Linked DNA regions of Homo sapiens: region 1 is linked to region 2. Evidence: chromatin loops called from intact Hi-C (ENCODE). Cell type or tissue: dorsolateral prefrontal cortex. All regions are shown on one strand. Each heading gives the region's core, and the rest is flanking DNA. Links, peaks and the distances in the headings are about the cores only.

The links. Hi-C counts contacts between places; a loop is a spot of excess contacts. Peaks named below come from ENCODE experiments on the same cell type or tissue, not always from the same donor. Only the 100,000 strongest peaks of a DNase experiment are listed, where the experiment ranks them.
Region 1: it touches region 2 in a loop (5-fold over the local background); 13 of 110 quality-filtered maps call a loop at or near these places.

Annotation. Positions count from the first base shown.
Region 1 is chr1:92,872,600-92,880,941 of GRCh38, reverse strand. It overlaps DIPK1A (divergent protein kinase domain 1A), which reads left to right. Exons shown (of 5, transcript NM_001006605.5): 2 at 4,512-4,646. Among named protein-coding and RNA genes, the nearest start is that of SNORA66, 36 kb to the right of the region's middle. In dorsolateral prefrontal cortex, for the core only: no CTCF peak of the experiment used is centred there; a DNase peak (open chromatin) is centred at 7,970; H3K4me3 peaks cover 3,904 bases; H3K27ac peaks cover 8,000 bases.
Region 2 is chr1:92,939,152-92,947,493 of GRCh38, reverse strand. The region is part of intron 1 of DIPK1A (divergent protein kinase domain 1A); the gene reads left to right. Among named protein-coding and RNA genes, the nearest start is that of DIPK1A, 18 kb to the left of the region's middle. In dorsolateral prefrontal cortex, for the core only: no CTCF peak of the experiment used is centred there; no DNase peak of the experiment used is centred there; H3K4me3 peaks cover 3,876 bases; H3K27ac peaks cover 7,582 bases.

The sequences.
Region 1 (8,342 bases), core at 285-8,284, 67 kb after region 2:
GAGATTACAAGCGTGAGCCACCGCGCCCCGCCAGAAGTAGTTTTTTTGTTTGTTTGTTTGTTTGTTTGTTTGGAGACGGAGTCTCGCTCTGTTGCCCAGGCTGGAGTGCAGTGATGCGATCTCAGCTCAAGGCAACCTCTGCCTCCCGAGTTCAAGCGATTCTCCTGTCCCAGCCTCCCAAGTGGCTGGGATTACAGGTGCACGCCACCACGCCCAGCCAATTTTTTTTGTATTTTTAGTAGAGACAGGGTTTCAGCATATTGGCCAGGATGGGCTCTATCCTTTGGCTCCATGATCCTCCCACCTCAGCCTCCCAAAGTGCTGGGATAACAGGCGTGAGCCACCGCGTGGCCAGAAGTAGTCTTAAATGGCTAAATTTTGGTTGTTGCCTCTTTCTGCCTATTTTTAAAACTTAATGTAAAGTTACAAACAAGATCAAAAATTTTCAGATTTGTTTTGAAATAAGTTATCACAATGAAATCAAACGATATTTTAAAAGAAGAAAAACTATTACTATTTTTTAGAGTAGAATTGGCATTTTGTGTCATCGTGGGCTTACAATAAAATATTGGCAATCATTTACTCTAGTGATAACTGCTTCTGTTATTTCCAGACAGATGTTATTATATTTTTAAAATTACTAATATTTTATGCATTAAAGGCTAATATAAGATAAAATGCTAATGTCATACAAATTTAGCTCTTTCAACCCCACAGTTTTTGTTTTCATTTTATTGTGTAACTGTAAGTTTCTCAAACACATTTTGGGCCTGATAATGCTTTGCTGTGGGGGGCTACATTGTACATTGCAGGATGTTTAGCAGCATCTCTGGCTGCTACCCCACAAGATTTCAGTAGCAGCCTCCAGTTGGGAAACCAAACATGTCTCCAGACATTGCCAAGTGTCCCCTGTGGGGCAAAACTAAGTCCATTTGAGAATCACTGCCATAGTGTATTTACAAAAATTCTTATCATGCTTTTCAGGAACAAAATTAGGAAAAAAGCAACATACCATTACTAGCTAGGCACACAATCTGCCGAACAAAAAACTGCTGGGCAGTCATTGTGAATAGTTCAGCATAAATAAAAAGGTCAGACTACATTTCTTAATCAAAGACTACATTATCTAGGTAATTGGTACAGAACAGACCACTAGAAACATTTTAGTGAGTGGCACACAGGGAAATTAAATTGGTTAATAGCTACAGATGTAATTTATGGCTCTTTCTTCAATCATTATTTTTAAATGTGAGGCTGCAGGATCTGCAGATATTAAAGGACGCATGAAGGTCCTTTTACTACTTTGTGTTACCCCCAAATCACAGCAATTCTCAATGGCATGCTGAAAGAAAAAGGTGTCTCACTCCTTTTATCATTTTGTCTACAACAGGTGATGCCCAGTGCCCTGCTGGGAACATCATCAATCTAACTTCCTCTCAAAAATGTTTGGCATTCTTTGTCATGACAAGTAGGCATCGGGCAGTCCAGTTCATAGGGTTTTTCTCCATTTAAACATATGCCAGAGGAAGTAGAAAAACGTAGCTATTTGATAGGTAGAGAAAAGAAAAATATTTAAATATTGTCACAGAACCATTATCACACCTTAAAAAACTAAAATAATCCTTTACTATCATCAAGTATACTGTCATTCTTAAAATTTTCAATTGTCTTATAAATGTCATTTTTTACAGGTTTTCATTTGAATCAGGACTCAAAAAAGATACATGTGTTGTAATTATTTGATATATTTCTCTCTTTTTTTGCAACAGGGTCTCTCTGTGTCACCCAGGCTGTAGTGCAGTGGTGCGATCTTGGCTCACTGCAACCTCTGCCTCCCAGGCTCAAGCAATCCTCTCACCCTAGCCTCCCAAATAGCTGGGACTACAGGCATGAGCCACTATGCTTGGCTAATTTTTATTTTTATTTTTATTTTTTGAGATGGAGTCTTGCTCTGTCACCCAGGTTGGAATGCAGTGGCACAATCTCGGCTCACTGCAACCTCCGCCCCCCAGGTTCAAGCAGTTTTCCTGCCTCAGCCTCCTGAGTAGCTGGGATTACAGGTGCATGCCACCACACTCGGCTAATTTTTGTTTGTTTGTTTGTTTGTTTGTTTGTTTGTTTTTGAGACAGAGTCTCGCTGTCGCCCAGGCTGGAGTGCAGTGGTGCGATCTCGGCTCACTGCAGGCTCCGCCCCCCGGGGTTCACGCTATTCTCCTGCCTCAGACTCCCGAGTAGCTGGGACTACAGGCCCCCGCCACCTCGCCCGGCTAATTTTTTGTATTTTTAGTAGAGATGGGGTTTCACCGTGTTAGCCAGGATGGTCTCGATCTCCTGACCTCGTGATCCGCCCACCTCGGCCTCCCAAAGTGCTGGGATTACAGGTGTGAGCCACTGCGCCTGGCCTAATTTTTGTATTTTTAGTATAGGCGGGGTTTTACCATGTTGGCCAGGCTGGTCTTGAACTCCTCACCTCAAGTTGTTCGCCTGTCTTGGCCTCCCGAAGTTCTGGGATTACAGGCGTGAGCTCCTGGCTGGCCTTGGCTAATTTTTAAATTTTTTCATAGAGACAATGTCTCACTATATTGTCCAGACTGATCTCAAATTCCTATACTTAAGTGATTCTCCTACCTCAGCCTCCGAAAGTGCTGGGATTACAGATCTAGCCTAATATATATCTTAAATGATTTTTAATCTTTAAGTTTCCCCTTGCCTTTTTTTCCCTTCTTGTAATTTATTTGTTGAAGAAACTGGATTGTTTGTATTGCAGTGTTTCCCACAGCCTGGAGTTTGCTGATTATATCCTTATAGTGTCACTTACTTAAGTGTCACTTGTGTTTCTCTGTCTCATGTATTTCCTGTAAACTGGTAGCTGGAGCTAAAAGGCTTGATCAGATTCAGATTCAGTTTTCTTTTTGGCAAGTCCGAAAAGAAGATGATAGCCACTGACAGTATTGTTGGCTTCTTGCCCAGTGACTTGCAAATTGATTTAGCTAACATTTGCTGAATACTTACTACGTGCCCAGCAATATGCTTATGTTTTATAGGCATTATGTCATTTAATCTTATTTAGGTTCACAATATTAGTACATGTCGATTTCTGTCTGATGACCAAACCTCTTATTAGAGACGAGTCATCTTAAATATCTTTCAAACAAACCCCATGGTATATACCCCATTGTCTTTTATGTGATTTAATTTGGAGTTTAATCTGAACTTTCTTTTTACTTAGAGCAATACAAAAGTATCTTGCATTAAGGCACTTTTTCATTTTAATAATAAAGCTCAGAGACCTACAATTTTACTGAGAACTCATTGTACTCAAGCCTTTTGGTACAGGGATTCACCATCTGTTAACCTCACAAAGATATCTAAACCACAAATAGGGCCAATAGAATTCAGTATTTCCTGAGTCTCTTTTTCCTTTGCACTCATTGTCTTCTGCAGGTGTGCTTATGTCTCTCTCATCTCTTTCTGCTTCTTTGCATGCTCACAATGCTCACAATATCCTACTGTTCCCAGTGTGAGAAACTGGCTCGTGATTGTAAAAGCAAAACTAGCTTTTCATTGTTTGTTTACATATCTTTAATTTATTCTGCCGAATTCTCTTCGTAGTCCTCAGTTCTGCTGTTTATAAAACCAGACCATGGGTGCTACAGACTCAAAAAATAAATGTCAAATAGTCTTGATCAAGTGTCACTTTTGAAGATGAAACTGTTTGATATGTAATTGATGGAAAAAAGGCATCAACCAGCCCGAGTTGCAATTAGATACAAGAGCACTGGAAACAAAACAATGCAAAGAGGATCCTATTGTGCAGCTTTACACTTTGCAAGTTGATATGCAAAGAGTAACTTATTTTTAATATATCTTAACCCTTCTCCAGTCATTTCTCCTTTAACAATTGTTAGCGTCTCCTCAGTTTCCAGAATATCTATTCGGTGAAACATTTGGTTCGCTGAACAAGAGGAACATAAAGCCCTGGTGAATACAATAGGGAAATAGAAATGACTGTAGAGCTTAATTTCTTGTTCTGGTTGTCAGTATGAGACATTAGACAAATAGCCAGATTTTCTGTTCTTATTTCTTTAAAACAAAATTATTTTTATCATGATTTTCCTAAAGACCTTTAAGATTCTTATGTGAAAGAGTCTTTTGTAAGCTTCTAGTAAATAGGAATTGTACCTCTCTTTACCTGATCTCACAAGGTGCCCAGGGTAGCATGGTACATGTGCTTGTGCCTAAAAAGTAGCTTTGGATGATGGTGGTATTTGAAAGGTTATACATCTTAAAGGATATTTTGTTCCCTTTTTCCTTGGCAGGACCAAGGAGCTTCCTTTTCTAAGACCAGTGCTGTTTGGACTCAGTGAAAGTGCACTTTGTTCTAGAATTGCCATATAAAAGCCTGGAATATATATTGAGTTGTTCCAAGAAGGGTGAGAAGTCGTGTTCTAGGACATTGAATGCTGATTTGGTGCTGAATGAATGATCGTTATGTTCTTTTTTACTCACAGGCTCGCTTCTCATATGTGCGGATGAAATATCTTTTCTTTTCCTGGTTAGTGGTTTTTGTTGGAAGCTGGATTATATATGTGCAGTATTCTACCTATACAGAATTATGCAGAGGAAAGGACTGTAAGAAAATAATAGTAAGTATTTTAAATTTCCTGTTTACTAAAAAGCCTCTTCATAACACTATATTTACTGCTTACATACTTACTAATGATGTTTTTAAAAATAAAAGTTAATTTGACATTAGAATTGTGCTAATCTTCTTAGCTTTTTGACATGACCCATTAGTAAAGTTTTCCCCACTTTGAAAATTCCAGTGTTCAGAAATTTAAATATATAACACATAAATAAGTTAGTGTGGGGGCATCCTCAATACAAAGAAGGATTTTTATTATATATATATATATTTTTAATATATTTAAGTTTTAGTTTATTTCAATCAGATGAGTTTTTTAATGTTTAGACTATAAAAGCGTATTTACAGGCAGACTTTCTAGAACACATCTTTTACTCTTGAATACCAAAATTTATCTAAAAGGATTATTATTCTGTTTCTATCCTAGTGATTGGATGTATCTCAGAAAAATGACTGTATCAGTCTAAGATTTCTAGTAGTGATCATTAATTCTATAGACTTATATTTTAAAAATTTGAGAATTTCAAGTAAATTTAACTCCTTTTTTTCCACCAGTACTTTCTCTCTTTTTTTTTTTTTTTTTGAGACGAAGTCTTGCTTTATTGCCCAGGCTGGAGTGCAGTGGTACAATCTCAGCCTACTGCAACTGCCTCCCAGGTTCAAGCAATTCTCCTGCCTCAACCTCCCAAGTAGCTGGAATCACAGGCTCGCACTACCACGCCTGGCTAATTTTTGTATTTTCAGTAAAGACGGGGTTTCACCATGTTGCCCAGGCTGGTCTTGAACTCCTAGCCTCAAGTGATCCGCCCTCCTTGACTTCCCAAAGAGCTGGGATTACAGGCATGAGCCACCGCACCTGGCCTCTACCAGTACTTTCTAATATAAAGAATATTAAAACACTCCATCTCAGAATTATATTTGAATAGTAATGATTTGGAGGGTTCCAATTATTATAACTTGTTAAAGATTCTATAGTTGTTGAGTAGCTACTCTTTACCCAGGCCAGTGGTGTATGCATATAACAGGGAGCAAAATATCTTTGACCTTATAAAACTTACAGTGGATCAGGAAAGAAAATGAGTAATTACAGTAAGGTAAGATAAATAAGATAGCAACTGTTATGGGAACATAAGACGGAAACCTGGAGCTTCCCCAAGTTCTAAGAAAATAAAAACCAGTTTAACACAAGGTGCTTCATCAGTTAGGATACAAAAACACGTTATTCCACAGGAGTGTTACAGTCTTTTAACTAGGCAAGAGAGGGGAATGAGTTAGTAAAGAAGAGTCCTAAGTCAAGGTTCAAAGATAGCAATCCTGTGTTCATTCCAACTGGCCATTCTAGATCCTTAAGGAATTTTAAGATAGGAGGTATCTCTGGGGCCAATGTACTGGGTACTTTACATGTTCATTAATCCTTAGCATAATAGTGTACAGATAAAGAACTATGACCCAGAGAGACAGGAGAATTTGCCCAAGATGATGGAACCAGAATTTGATCCTAATTCTGTCTCTCTATGAAGCTCATACTCCTTCTGCTACCCTACATCAGAAAAGACTGACAGAAGAAGTTACAGTCTAATAAAGCTAATAAAACCCCACAAAACTCAGTTTCTAACCTTCAGTGAAGAAGGAGGAAACAGGAGGTAGATAATCAAGTTCAAAAACATACAAATAACCGAAACTATTTGAAATGTTTATTTCTCTTTCTCTAGGCCACCTTTCTCAAACTAGGTACCTTGGAGCACATTAATAGATATTCCATGGATAAAATATGTCCCTGGTCAGATGTATTTGGAAACAGAGGGTTAAATAAAGATAACAACTGACTTTACTAAGGACTTCTTAGGTTCTTTTAGATACTAATATGTGTTATGCATCTCCAAGAGACAGCAAATATACTTGATCAGAAAAAACCATATCCCCACCACAGCCCTCCCAGGAAGACCTGTTAACATCATCTGGTAATGTTAGAAATCTAAGAGATTAAGACAAAATGAAGTGGATATGCTTTTAAATATCTTGTATCATTACAGTATCCTTCAAATGTAGGGCAAATATTGGTACATATTCTGTCATGAGTAAATTAGAGTTGAAGTGCTTCATTACTTTTCACTTTAATTTAATTTCCCTTTAATTTATAAGAAAGGAAACCAGAACATAATTCTAGCATAATTTAATGGTTATTTTATCAAACCCTGAAGATAATGAAAGAGCTTTCTGAGTCTAAAATACATCATTTTCCTAAGACTGGCTTTTAAAAAATTATAGTTATTCTGCATTTGGGATTATGTTCTTAAAACCTATCATAAGTAGTAGTACTAAAGTCAATAGTACTAAGCTAAGATAGTACTAATATTGTATCACAATTGTGGGATTAGAACTAAAAAGCAAGCAGAAAAAATATTGTTAAAGTATATTTTAGCCAGGCATGATGGCATGCACATGTTGTCCCACCTACTTGAGAGGCTGAGGTGGGAGGATCCCTTAAATCCAGGAATTTGAGATTGCAGTGAACTATGATCCTGCCACAACACTCCAGCCTGGGCAACAGAGCAAGACTTCATCTCAAAAATAAAATAACTTCTTTAAAAGTATATTTTAAAGCCTCAAAGTGCTAACAAGATAGGGAGGAATTACTTGATCAAGACCTGGGAGAGGATAAGATTTTTTTTTTTTTTTTTTGAGACAGAGTTTTGCTCTGTCACCCGGGCTGCAGTGCAGTGGTGCAATCTCGGCTCACTGCAACCTCTGCCTCCCGGGTTCAAATGATTCTCCTGCCTCAGCCTCCCAAGTAGCTGGGACTACAGGTACCCACCACCACACCTGGCTAATTTTTCTATTTTTAGTAGAGATGGGGTTTTGCCATGTTGGCCAGGCTGGTCTCAAACTCCTGACCTCAGGTGATCCACCTGCCTCGGCCTCCCAAAGTGCTGGGATTACAGGCGTAAGGCACCACACCCAGCCGAGAGGATAAGATTTGAAAGAGGTGGGCCTAGTTTTTGTGGCTGCTTTTCACTGGTGATGTATGATCTAAAATTGAAATATACAGTCTTAAGGGGCTAGGGTAATAAAAATCTACTACATCCAACCAAGGATGGGAACACTGGCACACCATGCTTTGTGCTGAGACCTTAAAGGAATGAACCCCAGGAGTAAAGGTAAACTAAAAGAATCTCAGAATGGTGAGCTGACTTTTATGGCCTCTTTTACCCTGGGGGGAATTTGCTGATTCTGGGCATGGGCAGGGATCTGAGAAGCAGAAACCTTATGTTGGCGGAAAGCCCCTACTGGGGACAAGAAATCAGCAGAGGCTTTGTGGAAAACCAGGGGAACCTCATGCATACAGCCAGTTATCCTGTTGGGATATTTGCCAATTCCCGGGGCTCTGCAGAATGAGAGGTTAAAAACCTCATTGGAAAGCCTTTGAAAAGCAGAACAGACTCTTTGGCAGTCTCACAAGATACAGATTAGAGTTATGAACTTGCCAGAAGGAGAAGCCCCAATGAATACCAAGCTCTCAGTTAAAAATCCTAGAGGGCTATATACCCTTGGACATAAGTAGCTAGAGCTTTACCCAGAGCTACAACCAAGTCTCAACTTCAAACAGCTCCTGATTTTGTTAAGGTGATCAGCTACCATTACCTTTGTCTGCTAGACAGAAGGAAACCCTCTCTGGAGACATTATGTAAAAAAGTAC
Region 2 (8,342 bases), core at 117-8,116:
CCAACTGTGTATAAGAGTTCCCTTTTCTCTGCATCTTTGCCAGTATTTGTTATTTTTTGTCTTTTTGGTAATAGCCATTCTAACTGGGGTGAGATGATAGCTCATTGTAGTTTTGATTTGCATTTCCCTGATGATTTTCTTATCCTTGTTTTGACCATTTGTATGTCTTCTTTTGAGAAATGTCTGTTCAGATCATTTGCCCAGCTTATATACTTTTAAAAAATATCTTAAAATGTTTATTTTTGTATAAGAATAACTGATGATTTTCTGTATTTTGATGTATTATTATAAGTATTTCCCCGCCTTGAAAAATGCATTCAAAATTATTCTTACATACTTAAAACTTTTATTTTTGTGTAAGTTACTATATACATATAATAGATGAGTATAGTCGTAGTTTTACATAGAATAGAAATAACTAAATATAATTATATCAGGGATTTGTGCTTATTACTATTTTCCTGAAAGGATTGCATTATCAAAAAAATTTGGAGATCACTGCTCTACATAATAGACTTTTATGTCTGTGTGGTTTTTTTTTTTTTTTTTTGAGACAGGGTCTCACTCTGTCACCCAGGCTGGAGTACAGTGGCACAGTCTCAGCTCACTGCCGCTTCAACATCGCAGGCTCGGGAGATCCTCCCACCTCAGCCTCCCAAGTAGTTGGGACCATAGACAAGTGCCACCAGGCTTGGCCAATTTTTGTATTTTTTTATAGAGGCAGGGTTTCACCATGTTGCCCAGGCTGATCTCAAACTCCTGGGCTCAAGCAATCTGCCTGCCTCAGCCCCCAAAGTACTGGGACTACAGGCATGAGCCATCGGGCCCAGCCTACCTCTGTTTCTTGATTTATCAAGTTTAGTTAATATTTGCTAACTTGGTGTTAAAAAATGAATATTTAGTTTTCTCACATCATTATCCCTCTCCATTGTTTGATAGTTGTAATTTTAATTTAACTTATTCTGTTGCTTAACTTGGTAACCTCAGAAATAACAACTGTTTCTTATTTTATCCGCTTTTGACAGTCTTTCTTGACTCTCCCCTTTTTTAGAAGGGACATGAGAACATGTGCTCCTTTTTCTACCTGTTTTTTCCTCTCTTCTACTTCCCACTTTCTGTCAGCTACTTTTAATTTTACACTGCCAAAGTTGATAACATTTATATTTTTTCCTTTTATACAACCAAGTCTCCATATAAGTTGAATTTTGAATATGAGAACTATAAATAATATTATATTATTATGACTTGTTAATTCTTCCATAAAGGAAAATCTCCCTTATAAACCTGAAACCCATTGTCTGCAGCTTATAGTTATTTTCCTTTTATTATAGGAAGCACGTAGAATTAACAGACCTCAACAATTGCCCCTTGTTATTTAGCACATTACTACAAGGATTTGTCCCTTCCCAGAAGCTAGACCATATTTCTGCCAATAGGGAAAAGAACATGTGATGTTTGTAAATTCCCTATTAAAAAGTCCCTTGTATTTAGAAATCATGCTTGTTTGCTTTTTGACGTTTCTATTAAAAAATAATAATTAAAACCTAGCCTTTGGGATCCCTAATGAAGTAACAGAATTATGATTTGAAATCACTGTCCATCGGCCACAGTTTCTCCCCTGAACAGTCAATATGCAGTATTTGTCTTTTGCAATAATTACCTGGTTACACTTAGCTGCAGAAAGTGGACATTTCTTCTGTCATCCGCTCCCCAAATCCAAGTGAACTGAGCTTCTTCTGGAGTTCTGGACCATTCAAATAATGAAAATGACTCTCACCTTCAGGGAGTTAATTGCAGGAAGGAACTAGGTATCATTTGATTCTGTGTTTATAGAAAATAGAAAAGGAGTGAGATACTTTTGGCCACTCTTTCTCTTAGGATCCTGAAGTTTATGTCTTGAGACCAAATACATCAAAGTTAGTTCTTGCCTAAGATGAAAGACATTTCTAATTTTAGTACCCCCTAAAATATGATTCTATAAATATTATTTAGTGCAGAGCCAACTCTATGTTAGGACTACTTTTTCTTCTTGCTGGGGCCAGGGTAATGACCCTGGGCTCTCAAAACTTCAACATTAATAGTAACTGGATCCTCTTTTCTCACACTCTATCAGTTCCTTGTAATCAGGGTACATACAAGCTTGTTTCCTGTTTGAAATGTAGCTTTTTAATGCTATTTGTCTTTTTTCCTTCCTTTTTAAAAATTTTTGCAGGGAGTTTCTAATTGCCTTCTTTTTCTGGCACCATCTTCCTTTATCATAGCCTTATTTTTTCTGTACTCTCACTTATATTTCATATTCTGTGGTGAAATCCTTCTTTTTTTTCTTCTTACCAGAAACCTCCCTCCTCCATGCTTGCGTTCCCATGGTGACCGGATGCTTTTCTAGGCCTACTACACAACTGGCTTCCTAGGATTTCCCTCTCTTCTTCTCATTGGTTGGTGTCACTGTTCTCAGGACCCTAAGTCTTTCCTTGTCCTAATCTGTGCCATCTTCTTCTTTGGCAAGGATGTGTGGGAAGTAAACTTTTCGAGTGCTTTCATGTCTAAAACTGTCTTTGGCCAGGCACAGTGGCTCACCCCTGTGATCCCAGCACTTTAGGAGCGCAAAGCAGGAGGATCACTTGAGCCCAGGAGTTTCAGCCAGCCTGTGGGGTTTTGCCATGTTGCCCAGGCTGGTCTCAAATTCCTGGGTTCAAGTGATCCTAATACAAAAATTAGCTGTGCTCCCAGCTACTTGGGAGGCTAAGGTGGAAGAATCCCGTGAACCCAGGAGGTGGAAGCTGCAGTGAGCCAAGATCGCACCACTGCACTCCAGCCTGGGTGACAGAGTGAGACCTTGTCTCAGAAAAACAAAACAAAACAAAAACTGCCTTTATTGTACCCTGGTACTTGTTCGTAGTTGGGCTCAGTGTAGAATTCTGGGCCAAAAATAATCTTCTCAGAAAATTTGCAGATGCAGCTGCTTTGACTTCTGATATCCCCTGTTGCTGACAAGAAGCTAGTTTGATTATCAATCCTTTGTGGGTGACCTGTTTTTCCTGTTCAGGATCTCTGTTTTATATTTTTATTTTGAAGTTTCCAGAGAAAATGTATAAATAGGGTTCTTTTATCAGTTGTATGGGTACTCACTGAGCCCTTTGAATCTTAAGACTTGGATCCTTTCTCAGCTCTGGGAAATTATATTATTTGTTGAATAGTTTCTCCCTTCTTTTTCCTCTGTTTCTTCCTTCTAGAGCTCTTCCTAGTCAAATGGTGGAGCTATTGGATTGGTTCTTTATGTCTTTTCTAGCTTCTCTATTATTTTTATCTTTTATTCATGTACTTTCATTGTTGAGTTTCTCAATTTTATTTTCCAGATCGTTTGTTGATTTTCTTTCCTTTTCTAACCACTTTTTAAACTCTAAGGATCTTATATTTAATTTAAAAGTTATTTGTTTCTTTTTATGGTTTCCTATTCATAGTTTATGTGGATGCACCATCCTCTTCAGTATTTTGATTATAACAATTTTATTTTTTAATGTTTTCTTATGCTCTGTAATTGTCTTCATTCCTTTCAGAGATTTTATTTTCTATATGTTTATCTTAGCTCTTCTTTTTCATGCTGCTGGACTTTCTCATGTGCTTGGTGATTGTTGGTTGTCTGTTCATATTTTAGAAAGAAGGACTAGGTAACTGGTGTGGCTTTCCTCTGCTGTTTTAAAAGTTAGTCTGTTTTCCCATTAGACCTATCACCGGAATGGATGCCTGACTGAGCCCTGTATGTAGGATGGGATGCCTTGGCTGGCCTGTTTGCTCTAGGTTGAGCCTATGCTGGGCTCTGGGGTCCCTCGTGCCAGCGGAGTACTTTACTCTTGTTGGACTATACATACCCACACTAGAAGCCTTGGCTTTCTGCAGTTTGTTCTTTCAGCTATCTGGTTTTTCGAGTAAGGGTTAATGCTAGGCTGCCTATGATCTCTGTGGGGTGGGGGAGGTGGTTGGGGGTGCCAACCAGTGCAGTTCCAGGTACAGATCTTCAATTATTCCCACCGTCTTCAACCTCACTTCTCACTCCTGCCCTCCCTTGTACCTGTTGGCTCGGAGCCCAGAGCCATCAGGTGTTCCAACTGACAGATTGGCTCTCTAGATTCCCTCTAGCATTCCAAGAAGCAGTTTGGCTTCCAGCTCCTTTTAGGTTGCCTGGTAGAGTATTCTGGGCTGTGGCTTTCTCTGCCTGCCTCATCCATCAACACAATTCCATTTGCTTTTTGAAACTAGAAATGTGTTGGATCTTTTATCCGCTGGTGAATTTCCTACTTTTCTTTCTTTCTTTGTTTCTTTCAGCTGTTAGAGATTTATTGCTTCTTTTGCCTTCCTTATTTGAGTGTGGTTTTGCAAGCTGTAAGTAGCAAACATGTATCTTTAGTCTACCATCTTAAACTGAAAGTCCTGATGTGAATTTTAAACTGCAGCATCTGTTTTCTAATATTTACCTACCCTATTTATCTTCATGACTGCAGTGTCTATTTAAGCATTACATAATTAACAAATTAGCTGGGCGCAGTGGCCCAGGCCTGTATTCCCAACACTTTGGGAGGCCGAGGCGGGCGAATCATGAGGTCAGGAGTTCGAGACCAGCCTGACCAACATGGTGAAACCCCGTCTCTACTAAAAATACAAAAAATTAGCTGGGCGTGGTGGCGGGCGCCTGTAATCCCAGCTACTCGGGAGTCTGAGGCAGGAGAATCACTTGAACTCAGGAAGGAGGCAGAGGTTGCAGTCAGCCAAGATCGCGCCACTGCACTCCAGCCTGGGTGACAGTGCTAGACTCTGTCTCAAAAATAAATAAAAATAAAAAACCTAATTAACAAAGTATTTCAATAAAATAAGGTGAGATAATTAGAGTAAATAACTTGAGAGGAATAAAAATAAGATGGAACTTTTTTCCCCAGAAAATCTTGTATACAGTTCATTTTGATAAAAAAGAAAAAGAAAAAAAAACTGCTAAAAGATTAGCGTCTTAAATTAGAATCAATTTTGTGGTTGAGTTCAATGGGTTTTAAGTAAACAATATCCTTTCCACTTTACTCATAATGCTGTTCATACTTGGTTTTGATAATGCTTTTGTCCTATAAAAGATCTTTATATTAATGTAATGAATTGCTTAAACATTTCACCAGCTTTTAAATAGCAATTTGGTAAAATAGAAAGACTCATGAGATAATTTATTCCCCCAGGACAGAGAAGGGATAAACAAGCCTTTTCAGTCTGTGATAGCAGAATGGTTTGGTGAATTTAAAAGCCTTAATTATTATGCTTTAAGCAACAACTTAATTTGCTTCTGTCTGATTCTTAGTTTTTGAGTTCTTCCTTTCATAAACTGTATCATGTTGCTATTTTGCTGCTCATCATTTTGCTGTTTCTCTTTTCCTCATCAAAAAGTATTTACTGCTCATGTCCATATATTCCCTGTGCTGGCGGTGTTGCTGTGGGCTGTAGATGCACACTGGCTTTTTTTTTTTTTTGAGACAGAGTCTCCCTCTGTCACCCAGGCTGGAGTGCAATGGTGTGATCTCAGCTCACTGCAACCTCCGCCTCCTGGGTTCAAGCAATTCTCTTGCCTCAGCCTCCTGAGTAGCTGGGATTACAAGCACGCGCCACCACTCTTGGCTTTTATCTGTACATTTGAGTGCACTTTTCGAGTATAGAGTGTGGATAGTTAAGGGAATCAATTTCTAGATTTTTGAATTCCCGATGTAGTTTTTCCTAACATTGCTCTGCCAGAGAATGTGTTTGGAATGGAGGTGTGTGCTCTGCTTTCCCACCTTCACTTGCGTCGTTATCCTTTCTCACTTTTAGAAAGGAAAGGCACACTGCTAATCCATTTTAGATATTACAAAGGTCCATTGCCCTGGATGTAAAAACTACCAGGACACCAAACAAAGGGCAATTGAAAATTTGGTGTCTGTGTTAAGATAGTGAATGTCGAGAAATACTGTCTCAGGGAATGACTAGATAACAGTTTTTTGCAATATTAGTTTCCAATATTTTGCTGTCAACAGAACTGAAAGAAGGCCTGATAGAGTTGTCTGCTAAGTAACTAATAGATCAGTAAGTATATTTTTGATGGTAGGTTACTGTTATTTTTGTCACATAACTCAAAAGATTTCCAAGAATTGAGAGATAATTGCTACAACAAGACTTCCATTTTTATCTTTTCATTTATGTGAAAAAAGTTTCTCACCACTTAAAGTTATAAAAACAAAAAATAGGGATAATTCTGTTTTTTAATAGCTGAGTCCTATTTCATTCTGGCAAGAAATAATAGTTACTGCACGTTCTTAGATGACACCAAAAGCATGGTTCATAAAGGAAAAATTGATAAATTTGATCTTATCAAAATTAAAATCTTTTTCTCTGCTAAAGACCCTGTTAAAAAGATGAAAAGACAAGCTACAGACTGGGAGAAAATATTTGCAAATCACATATCTCACAAAGGACTAGTATCTGGAATATACAAAGAACTCTCAAAACTCAGTTTTAAAAAATAGTCCAGTTAGAAAGTGGGAAAAAGACACGCATAGACATTTTACCAAAGCTATATAGATGGCAAGTAAACACAGATGAAGACATTCAAGCTTATTAACCATTAGGGAATTGCACATTAAAACCGTGATGAGATATCATCAGAATGACTAAAATTAAAAATAGTGAAAACACCAAATGCTGGCAAGGACGCAGAGCAACTGGATGATTCATACATTGATGTAAAATGATACAGCCATGGAAAGCAGTTTGCAACTATTTAAACTTATGGTGAAAAATTGTAGATGTCAACTTAAAAATATGCAAGGGGGTATATAGTTTTCAAATTATTTGTGGGATCCACAAACAAAAATGCTAGAGTTTAAAACCATAATACCTCCATTGCTGAAAGGGCTACATTCCAAAAGAATGCCTTTTAAGAAATCAGAATCTTAAATATCAGAGGTAGTTGAAATATTAAGGAACTTGGCATTTGTCTGTTAAGGGGTAGAATTGTAGTACCAAAAGTCCCTTAATTAAATGATAATCACATAAAATATGGCACTAGTAAGAGTAAGAAAAAGAAGTGTTGTACTATGTTAAGATGATGTTATTGGCTTTAAATGCCTATTTTTAAATCAAGGTCAAGGGATGTGCTCGGACAGATGTGTTCAATAGCCATGTTCTAAACAGGCAAGAGAGAAAAAGGAAAGGCAAGTCAGGGGAGAGTTGTGTTTTTAGCAGTCTGTGTTGGGTAGGGCAGAGTGATGTCGGACACTCATCTCTACTCCCAGAAATCACCCTGAAAGGACTACATCAGGTTTACCTTTAGGTAATGCATGATTTCAGATTTCCTATTTCTAGCTCCCCATGTATGGAAAATCTCTATATATGCTTGATGATGCTGTCCCAGTCTTCTTAAATGGGGGATTAAGCCTTCCATTTCACCATTAGCCAGCTTAATATACAGGTACTTAAAGGATTAGTTATAGTATAAATGAATTTCAGTCATTTGATAAATATAGTTGTTTTTTTTTTGAGACAGGGTCTCACTCTGTCGCCTAGGCTGGAGTGCAGTGGCGTGATCTCAACTCACGGCAACCTCTTCCTCCCGGGTTCAAGTGATTCTCCTGCCTCAGCCTCCTCAGTAGCTGGGATTACAGGCATGGGCCACCACTGGCTAATTTTTGTGTTTTTTGTTAGAAACAGGGTTTCACTATGTTGGCCAGGCTGGTCTTAAATTCCTGACCTCAAGTGATCTTCCTGCCTTGGCCTCCCAAAGTGCTGGGATTACAAGCATGAGCTACTGCTTCCAGCCCTGATAAATGTAAATTTTCTATGATCATTTTTTAGTTGACAGAGAAGAATGTGGGAGGAAAGGGGTATCATTGGGTGGAAGGGGGCATATGGGAAGGTGGGGAAGCAGAGGGTTAAGCTTTGAAGTCTACAAATAGAAGCAGAAGTGAGGTATTTTAGTCTTGCTAATGTATTACTTCACATGATTTAGGAATGTTTTGGTTAATTTTTAAAAATACTGCTGACTGCTCTATTAAGAAATTTGTATCCCTGAAGATTAATTAACCTAAAATATATCCTATTAAATTAGACTAATGCAAAAATGGCCTATAGCTAGATCTACCCAGTGAATGTAAAAGTCATTCGGTTATGTAGACTTCCCTCCCCAAAGGTGATAGAAATTCAGTGTACAAAATGATAGTATTTGGTTATAAATGTCTTATGTAGCAAGTATTTTTATTGAAGTAATTTTGAATTTAAAGAAAAATGGAAGGCCAGGCGTGGTGACTCACACCTGTAATCCCAGCACTTTGAGAGGCCGA